Regions from separate parts of the Homo sapiens genome. Here region 2 is linked to region 1. A link is an interaction called in ENCODE POLR2A ChIA-PET data of the cell type or tissue named here. Cell type or tissue: OCI-LY7. All regions are shown on one strand. Each heading gives the region's core, and the rest is flanking DNA. Links, peaks and the distances in the headings are about the cores only. Region 1 overlaps BTLA (B and T lymphocyte associated). Region 2 overlaps SLC9C1 (solute carrier family 9 member C1).

Region 1 (5,385 bases), core at 271-5,270:
GGGACATTGGTTCTTCAGTTACATAAGGGTGTGTGTGGGATTGGCATGATGTGGTGTGGCTGTGAAAAGAGGATAATACAAAATAAAGCAGATATCTTGATCTGAGAGATTGTTTCAACTTCCAATCCTGTTAAGGTTTAGAAGAGCTCTTTCTCACACAAACCTAAGATTGATGCAAAGAGAATGATGAAGTCTCAGCAATGTGCTATGCTCGCCACAACTCTAGCTGGAATACTGTGCGTGGTGAGCATGCCTCTCCCGTGACTCAAGGGAGCCCCAACCAACCTATTTAGCTTTTTAGCGCAAATATGAGTTGTCTTCTAGGAAATCATTATCCATGGTTTACAGGATTGGGAAAGAAAACAACAGGAAGAAACTAAAAATCCTTTAGCCCCAGAAATAAGAATGGCCCCAAATGTGTGGTACTGGGGGCAGAGGGAAAATAGAACCCACCTTGGTGCCTTCTCAGGCAGCAGAACAGGCAGAAACAGGTAGTGATGAGTAGAGGCAATCCCCCCAAAGGAAGTAAACGATACAGGAGCCAGGGTCTGCTTGCCATTTCGTCCTTGGAGGGTCGTTCTGAGGCACTTTTTACATCTGGAATGTTAGTAAATGCTAAAGAGAGTTAGGAAATCTGAGATATATTGGGATCAGCGGCACCCCTCTGCATTGTCAGAACTTGAGTGAAGGAGATTTCAGGCCAATGCCTCCATTTCCCCTTCAGAGGCATTCCTCAAGAATCCCAGTGCCCTCAGCCACCTCTTGCTTTCTTGCTGAGCAGACGTGGCTCTGCGATAATTTATCTTTTGCAGAAATTCTTTATTCTGATAGAGTTAATCTTCCACAGAACAATCTTCATGATAACTGTCAGAAGGTACTTCATTAAGCCTTTCTATTTACAGTATCTAACTCTCATATTCATCACTTAAGTAGGAAAACCATTGTCTTTATTTTGTCCCAAGAGTTGCTCCAAGTCAGATAGCTAGTGAGTGGCAATGGGAACTCAAGCCAACATGTTTGTAACAGGAAATTCAAGTTTCTTCAACACAATGTCCTTTCCTTGTCTCGTAACTTATCAGAATCTCCAAATATCAAATACTTTTGATAGCCTTAAAAGTGCTCTGCATGGCACACAGCTAATGCGCATTACTATTGATCAATGTTAATACGCATTGAGGCCCTGTTTGTCTGCAGTTGTTCACAGCTCATTAGCAGGTTGTGAAACAATTTAGTATGTCACAAATAGCATTTTAAAAAATGAAACAGAAGAGGATAGAAATCATCAGAATGCATCACACACACTAGAGCAGTGGTTCTCAAGCAGGGAACATGTGTGGCAATGTCTGGAGACATTTTTGGCTGTAACAAGGTAGGGGGAGGGAGGCTGGCAACCAGTGAGTAGAAGCCGGGGATTCTGCTAAACACCCTACACTATACAGGATGCAACCCCCACTTAGTGCAACAAAACATTATCCAGACCAAAGTGTCAATGGAGAAACTCTGTCTTATGGTTAAGTATGACCTTATGAAACTTTTTTATATTTGTGTGCATTATGGGTTGTGATGTAAGATCTGGTTGTTGTTGTTGTTGTTGTTTTTTTTAATTTTGGGTTACAGTTAACACAGTATGAAAAATACTGGAGTAAGATATTCTAAGGTCTGGCCTGGTGGCTCACACCTGTAATCTCAGCACTTTGGGAGGCCGAGGTAGGCGGATCACTTGAGATCAGGAGTTCGAGACCAGCATGGCCAAAATGGTGAAACCCCGTCTCTACTAAAAATACAAAAATTAGCTGGGCGTGGTATGCACCTGTAATCCCAGGTACATGGGAGGCTGAGACAGGAGAATCGCTTGAACTCGGTAGGTGGAGACTTCGGTGAACCGAGATGGTACCACTGCACTCAGCCTGGGTGACAGAGTAAGACTCCATCTCAAACAAAAAAAAAATTCTATTAATTATATTATAATGTTATTTTGTTTGGCTAGATGCTTAGGTTTGGGGTAAAAATGATTAGAGGCAACTGAAGTTGCACAAAAAGTGGTTTGGTTATTCAGAGTGGTAACAAATGTTGTCTATTGATGTTGCAGCTGCTGTTTAGGTTAGCGAGCAGCCAAACCACTGCCAGGAGTGCCAGAAACAGCTGCCTGGGGGAGGGTCTTGGATAGCAATGGGGACTAAGGTTTCTACAACAGATACCCTAATACAAACAGATCTGCTGGATCAAGAAGATCCAACTTCTGTTATTTCTTTAACCACCAAAAAAACCTAATTTCCTTAATTTTACTTGATTAGTTTGATCAAATAAAACTAATTCAGAACAAACTGTTTCTCTATTTCAGAACAAACTCAAAACTCCCCCTAACTTATTTTGAGTTTGTTCTGAAATAGAGAAACAAGGTAAATAACTGAAATTGATTGAGAAAATGATGAGGGTGTACTCTCACGTGTCCAAAACCAGAGCTAGCCTTGGGGAGGATTCCAGTGTTTGCACACTACCAGAGAATCCAACAATCTATCTCAAGATCAGTAAGCACAATTTGTGGAACATCAACCCCACGATCATTGACACAAAGTAAATATCTGGGCTTATTTTGAAGCTCACTGAAAGACTGTAAATACAACGCAATCTTTGTCTGTCTGCTTTGATCACCTCTTCCCCATTCCTTAAGCATAAGGACACAGTATAGTCTGCACAATGATATCTCTGGCACCTGGAATAAGAAGAGGCACATTCAGCAGGTGCTCCAAATCAGGGTGGAAGCCCACAAGGACTTCCTGCCCTCTCACTCCACACCCACTTTCCTGCCACAGATAATGATCACATTTTGGGGAAGTTCTTTTTTTCTTCTTCTTTTTTTTTTTTTTTTTTTTTGAGATGGAGTCTCGCTCTATCACCCAGGCTGGAGTGCAGTGGTGCAATCTCGGTTCACTGCAGCCTCCACCTCCTGGGTTCAAGTGATTCTCCTGCTTCAGCCTCCTGAGTAGTTGGGATTACAGGCGCCTCCCACCGTGCCCAGTTTATTTTTTGTATTTTTAGTAGAGATAGGGTTTCACCATGTTGACCAGGCTGATCTCAAACTCCTGACCTCAAGTGATTTGTTCGTCTTGGCCTCCCAAAGTGCTAGGATTACAGATGTGAGCCACCACGCCCAGCCTTGGGGAAGTTCTTAATCTGAAACTGACCAAGGGAAGTTTGGGAAGGGTGAAGTGGCAGGCCAATGGATGTTTCAAGGGCTGTTCCCCAGCTCTGTCAACTTTTCCCCTAGGACTTTGGCTTGTTGTGCAAGGTGCTTTTCTTCATTCTGGGAGAATAGTGCTTTCCCAAGAGCATCCAAGCCCCAACTCTGTCACAGTCCTGTTCTTACATGAACTTTTAACTTGAACATAAACAGCAAAAGAAAGTCACTTATAAAAACAAGAAAATGTCCAAAATCACTTCGGAAATATATTTCACAGGAAAAAATAAAATATTTTTTATCAGACCTCCAAAATTTCTTTATGAAAAGCATGGTCCTTAAACATATTTCCAAAATATATTTTTCTCCTCACCTTATACTTAGTTCACTGAGCACTTTCAGGTTCAGAAGGAAAAGGAATTTTTCTTTGACCCTCCCTGTTATTTTTGTTTTCACCACTTCACTAAAGAAAAATGCACACCTAGATTAAATTAGTTTTAAATCCACACAGAGTTTAAATTAAAGTTAATTCCTAAACAATTTACCTTTTGTGAAGGAAGTTAAAAGAAAAAAAAAAAAGAAATATTACACAAATTCCAGCCTTCCAGGACATTATAATCTTTCATGGGACCTAAAAGACATTTCCACACATTACTACAGTGAAAGGAAATGATAAATGAGAGGCACAGACTTAAATGGCATAAAAATTGGTAAAAAGGAGTGATCCCTTCCCCTCAGGTGATCATGAAAAGCTTCCTTAAGAACTTGGAAAATTAGCTGAGATTGAAAGGAGGGGTAGAATTTCCATAGGTGGAGACAGATGAATGGGTGCTCTACAAGTGGCAAGAGCAGCATACACAGGGCAATGATGGAGATGTGGTTATGGCAAGTAAGGCCGTCAGGCTGCAATTGAGAGGCTGTATATGGAATCCAGAAACAATCTAGAAAGGTGGTGGGATCAAACTGTGGAAGACTTTGAATGCTGGTTAACAAAGATGAGCCCAATATTGTGACCACTGGGGATGCTATGCAAGAGAGTGTTGTTATGAAGGAAGTGTATGAGGTAATTTAAGTGTATTTGGCTGAAATTGACCAAAATGGGGAAATACTAAAGACAAAGAGTCCAATCATAGAATTAATTGGAATTATTTAGAAGGAAGATAATGATGGTGCGAGATGCTTATAGAAGCAATTGGAGGAAACACATCACAGAGTGGAATGTTGTGGAGAGACAAGAGTAGGAAGCCAAAGAAAATTCTCTGGGATTTTCCATGAGGATCAAGAGCATTAATTAACAAACTGATAAGGAAGGGAGTGATAGGAAGGATAGGTGAGTAGGAAACTAAGAGAGTAGAAATGTTCAAAAAGAAACTGACAAGGCCCTTCATGTCTCCTATTTAGCTCTTAGACTTTCTCTTTCACCACTTCATACTTCACATACTTTGTTCCATAAAACCCCCCAAGGCACAGGATTTAGGAGGGAATGTTATTCCCTTTCCCCTAAAGTTGGGTTCTTTCCTCCACAAAATAGATAGATTGTTGATCCTAATCTCAGCCCCAACTTGATCCCTAGAACAGGCACCTTTATGCACTTTACAAACTACAGATTATCTTTAGTCATCATGAATGACCCAAATATGGGATAGAGCAGAAATTGCAATGCTACTTTTGTGTAACAGACTTTTGTATCACAATTAATTATTAACTTCTGACCTTTCATCTGACCTTGGCTAAATTCATGTCTCGTATAGAAGTAGATTAGTTCCCATAAAGAAAGACTGAATTACACAAGGCTTCTCTTCCAAGGAAGGTGGACTCAATGCCTCAAAATTTAATTTTATTATACATTATGTTAATATATTATATAAATTAGTTAATAGCACTTATTTATTCAATAGTATATATCATTCTAGAATTAATATTTTGCAGATTTTCCTTATTTTTGTAATTTATTTTACCTGTTTAAAAAATAGTATTTGTTAAAAATTCAATATTTTGTCTCATTAATGTGAATTAATAATGCAATTCTTTCCAGAAAGTGTTCATTCCATACATCCTTAATATAGCCTTCTCCAGGTTGATGAAGACAATTTTTGTGCTTTGCATATACTATGTTCTTTAATTCATTTACAAAGAAATATTTAGTGAGCCCCTACCATGTGCCAGGTACCCTGCCATCCATCATACAGAGCAAAGATGTTTAAGAC
Region 2 (5,385 bases), core at 111-5,110, 190 kb before region 1:
CACAGAATCAGTGTAACTGTTAATCTACCGGGTTACTGTTTTACCTCTCCTATGATGTATCTCATTCTCATCTCCTTAGAAACTTAACAAACATTACTAGCAATTATTGGCTCTTGGGTTACTATTGAAATATTTATAGTAGTTTTGTACACATTATAAATCAGAGATTAGTTTCTTTAGCAATCCTGCAATAAAAGATTAGTAAGTAAACTTTAATGAAATCTGGTTCAGGAACAATGAGAAACTAGACCAACTTAAAAAACTAGTTGTGGAATAGTGGGTTTTGCTGCAACTGGTTCATTTTCCTCCTGTTTTCACTAATTCTGGCACAATCCGACACCATCGCCCTTCTTGTAAGGCTGAGCCTGAGAATGCAAAGCAGAGAGGCAGGACCAAAATCGAGGTGAATCTGGGAACCTGATAATGGGTCTCCGGGTGCAGTCTCTGAAACTGGAGGATATTGGGAGAAAAGGCTCTCCGATGTGGAGATAATGGGGAAGCTCTTGGCATGGTTGGCTGCAGGTATGTGATCCTGGAGGAGCGGGAGTCAAATAGGATACACCGATTTTTAATTCAAGGAACACATTTCTGAAACACTTTGCCACAGTGAAGGAAATAAGGAATTGTACTCTCAGAGATTTTGGGAAAAGATGCATGGGTCTTAGAAGATAATTACTCAAAATATGCAGGGAAGGAATAAAAGTGAAGGGTGTTTTTCTTACAGAACATAATTTGTCATATTTATTTGATCAAGACGTTGAAGATTTATATCATAAGGATCTAGTCTGAAGCATTAAGAAGAATAAGACATCGGTTTGAAAAGAGTAATATGAATTTTGCTAAAATTGAAGCAAGAACAAACATCAAATTTATGTTGACACTTGGGTGGAAGAATGGTGACTTAATTGATGCTTTATGAAAAGTTTATATATGTTTGGAGACAATGCTCCAAAGAGAACAGTTTATAAATGAATAATTAGTTTTAAGAAGGGATATGTAATGTTGAAGAAGAAGCCCACAGTGGCGGATCATCCACATCAGATTGTGAGAAAAAAACTAATCTAGTTCATGGCCTAATTGAAGAAAACCAACAATTAACAGCAGAAATGACAACCAACACCATAGACACACCTTACACAATTCTGACCGGAAAAGTTCAACAAACTTTACACCTGAGAGGTACAAAAACCATTGCACCCAGATCAGCTACAGACAAGAGCAGAGCTTTCAATGGCCATTTTAATAAATGGGCTCATGATCTTGAAGCATTTCACTGAAAACTTGTAACAGGAGATGAAACCTGTCTTTACCAGTGCGATCCTGAAGACAAAGCACAATTAAAGCAATGGTTACCAAGATACAGAAATAGTTTAGTCAAACTACAAGTGGACTGGTTGAGAACAAAGGTAATGGCAACAGCTTTTGGATGCTCAAGGCATTTTGCTTGTTGACTTTCTGTAGTGCCAAAGAATGGCAACATCTGCTTATTATGAGAGTGTTTTGAAAAACTCAGCCAAAGCTTTAGCAGAAAAATGCCGGAGAAAGCTTCACCAGAGAGTTCTTCACCACAGCAATGCTCCTGTTCGTCCCTCTCATTAAACAAGGGCAATTTTGTGAGAGTTTTGATGGAAATCACTAGGCATTCACCCTATAGTCCCAGTTTGGCACCTTCTCACTTTTTTGTCCTAATCCTAATAATTTGTTAAGGGCAGTACATTGTTCTTCAGTTAATAATGAAAAAAAAAAACTGCATTGATGTGGTTAAATTTCCAGAACTCTCAGTTCTTTCGGATGGACTAAATAGCTGGTATCATCCCTTAGAAAAGTGTCTTGAACTCGGTCAAGCTAATGTTTAGAAATATAGTTTATACTTTTATCTTTTAATTCCATTTTTCCACAAATTTTTGAAGTCTCCTTGAATATTCACCCTTTATAGAGGGGAAAAATTATTGTGACTATTCATGTTAACTTAAATTAATGCTGACTTAATTTTCTATTTTGTAAATATACACAAACATAAAAATTGATACAAATTTTGTTTATAGCCCTTAACAAACAAATTTGTGAAATAAATGCATTCAGAAACAAACTAAAACAACATTAATGGAATGGATGCTACTGTTTTACCGAGGAGTAAACATGGTACTGGCTGCTATGGAAAAAGTTACAGTCATGTGCCTTGTGATGATCGTTTTGTCTACAACTTTACTCTTTGCAGACCTCAAGACTATTGAAATGAGGGGAGGGGATCTGAATTCCCAAAAGAATGTCGACTGGGCATGGAGGCTCATGCCTGTGATCCTTGCACTTTGGGTGGCCAAAGCAGAAGGATCCCTTGAGGCCAGGAGTTCCAGACTAGTCCTGGCAACAAAATGAAATCCTGTCTCTACAAAAAATAAAATAATTAATGAGGCATGGTTGTGTGTGCCTGTGGTCCTAGCTGCTTGGGAGGCTGAGGTGGGAGGATCACTTGCACCCGAGGTTTTGAAGCTGCAGTGAGCTGTGATTATTGCCACTACAATGGGTGACAGAGCAAAACCCTATCTCTAAAAAAAAAAAAAAAAAAGAATGTCTTTGTTCTATGCAAATCCTAATTTGAAGAATTCTGCATTAAATTCTTTCCAAACATTTTTCTAACTCCAGTAAGCAGTTCAGTTTTTATTTGATTCAGGATTAGGCTTTGACAGTAGTTAACTAAATTGGATTAAAAGTTTTGTGAACTCATAGGCAGTTTTGCTTTTTTTAGATACAGGCAGTCCTTGCTTTGCACAGTTCCAATATGCATAAATATTGGTTACCACAGTTAAGTTAAATAAAACCAGTCCAACAATGTGGTTAATATTTCCATGACCACAGTATTGAGAAAACTTGCATAAATTTTGCTGCCAGCTCTTTAGTCCACAAATCACTGTGCAAAAAAAAAAAAAAAAAGATGGGCATCATGATCGGTCGCCTATTACATTACTTCTTTCAAAGTTTGTTGGTGATTCGTTACTGATCATCTGTTCAGTTCATGCACAGATAGCAAAGCACAAAGTGCATAGTAGTGTTGCCTCCGCGACCCCAAGGATTAAACTCGTGACCATTTACAAAAATGGATAATCAAAAGAGGTAACTGGTTAGCAAGGGACAGGGCAGCAAAGAAAAGTGATAATGCTGGAAGTGAAATTGGATGTGATTAGATTTGAAAGTGGTGACAGCAAAGCAAAGATAGGTTGAGACCCAGACCTGCATGAAATTGTAATACAAACCTATTTTAAAAGTCTGATAAATGTAAAAAGGTAAAGTTGCTTCAACATCTTTCAGTTTTAGTTGCACTGGGAACAGAGAGCTGCTTGTGGTTGAAATGGAGCATTTACTTGTTTGGATTGAAGACTAATCAAAAACAAATCCCAATCAGTTTGACTAGCATTCAGGCCAAAGTGATAACTTTAGTTACTGCATTGAAAGAAAATGGTAATGACAAGAAGACTGAAAGAGAATATATTATTACCAGTAAAAGCTGGGTTCATCATTTCAGAAGTCGGCATGAATTGATGTTAAGCTATCTCATGAAGCTGCAAGCTTCAGATAGAATGTTACAGAAGATAAAGCTGACTATGGGAATGTTAACGCTGCTGCTGTTCAAGAGGCAGTTCTAGATATGTAGCCAGGGGAATTTAGCAAAGTCAAATGTATAGACATAAATTAAGAAAGTGGTTGTTATGTAAAGAACAACCATGTCTCAGGAAGTGATGCCAGCAAAAAACTTCACATTAAAGGAGCTCTCAGATACTTCATTACATTGAAAATGCAAAGGATAAACTTTTGGAAGCTGACCCAAAGTTAAGAAGGAGTGAGACAATTTGCCAAGGCATAGAAAAGATGAACACTAGTAAGTTATATGGTAAGACAAGCATTATTCAAACTATTCTTTATAAAATTATAAAGAAATGTTTTAGTGTTTCAATGTTTCTAATATTTTAAATTACTAAAATATTTTAAATTACTAAAAGTTTTATTAAGTATACTAAATAAATATTAGTTTTACATTATTAGAAAAAAATACAATTTTTCTTTTTTTTTTTTTTTTTTTGAGACAGAGTCTTGCTCTGTCACCCAGGCTGGAATGCAGTGGCATGATCTCGGCTCACTGCAAGCTCCGCCTCCTGGGTTCATGCCATTCTCCAGCCTCAGCCTTCTGAGTAGCTGGGACTACAGGTGCCTGCCACCATGCCTGGCTAATTTTTTGTATTTTTAGTAGAAACAGTGTTTCACCATGTTAGCCAGGATGGTCTTGATCTCCTGAAAAATATTTATAGCCAACAACAGGAGAGGTTTTTGTTTTGAGAAGGTGTGATGCTATGTCACCAAGGCTGGAGAGCAGAGGTATGATCTCGGCTCACTGCAACCTTCGCCTCCCAGGCTCGAGCGATCCTCCCACCTCAGTCCCCCAAGTAGCTGGGACCATAGGTGTGCACCACCACTCCAGGCTAATTTTTTTGTGTTTTTAGTAGAGACGGGACTTTGCCATGTTACCCAGGCCAGTCCTGAGCTCCTGAGCTCAAGCAATCTGCCCACCTTGGCCTCCCACAGTGCTGGGAGTATAGGCATCAGGCACCGTGCCCAGCCAGGAGAGTTTTTAATCTAGCAAATTTAAAAGTCACAGAACAATCATAAATTTTTGCATAGATTAAGATTACACTGCATAATTTCAGCTTGCATGCTCAAAGCCAGGACTCCTTGCGTGGAAAACAAGCAAGGGAGTCCGCATATTTAACCAGATGTAAATATGCACATCAAGTCTACAAACAGCTATATTTTTCCTTATGGTATTCAGTTATAATTTAACATTTACTTTTTATTTTTTTTCTTTGAGATAGGATCTAGCTCTGTCACCCAGGCTGGAGTGCAGTGGCATGATCTTGGCTCATTGCAATATCCACCTCCTGGCTCAAGCAGTCCTCCTACCTCAGCCTCCTGAGTAGGCGGGACTACTGGTGCGTGCTAACATGTGCAGCCAATTTTTGGTTGTTGTTGAGACGAGGTTTTGCTGTGTTCATGGGCCTGGTCTTGAACTGCTGGACTCAAGTGATCTGCCCATCTCAGCCTCCCAAAGTGTTAGTATTACAGGTGTGAGCCACTGGACCTGGCCTAACAGTTAGTTTTCATATTGCTTTTATGTGTTGCTATATCAAAAGCTTTGAAATAAAATTTTTATAATACTGTGAAAAAAATTACTTATTACACATTAAAAAGCCCATAACAAATATTTAACTTTGTGTATTATTGTTTTAAAAGTGCAATAAGTAATATCATAACATTTGCTTCCATTTCATTTTTTTCTGCTTCTTTGTAATACAGTCCCTAATCAGGTCAAAGATAGTGCAAAAAGTGTTTTCTTTT

Evidence for each region. ChIA-PET counts read pairs that join two places held together with the same protein. Peaks named below come from ENCODE experiments on the same cell type or tissue, not always from the same donor. Only the 100,000 strongest peaks of a DNase experiment are listed, where the experiment ranks them.
Region 2: POLR2A ChIA-PET joins it to region 1 with 6 read pairs; 2 of 35 experiments call an interaction of 5 or more read pairs at or near these places.

What each region holds. Positions count from the first base shown.
Region 1 is chr3:112,470,759-112,476,143 of GRCh38, forward strand. BTLA (B and T lymphocyte associated) reads right to left here. Exons shown (of 5, transcript NM_181780.4): 3 at 454-597. Among named protein-coding and RNA genes, the nearest start is that of BTLA, 26 kb to the right of the region's middle. RefSeq lists an enhancer at 2,906-3,406. In OCI-LY7, for the core only: no CTCF peak of the experiment used is centred there; a DNase peak (open chromatin) is centred at 2,783; H3K27ac peaks cover 472 bases.
Region 2 is chr3:112,280,930-112,286,314 of GRCh38, forward strand. The region is part of intron 2 of SLC9C1 (solute carrier family 9 member C1); the gene reads right to left. Among named protein-coding and RNA genes, the nearest start is that of SLC9C1, 11 kb to the right of the region's middle. In OCI-LY7, for the core only: no CTCF peak of the experiment used is centred there; no DNase peak of the experiment used is centred there.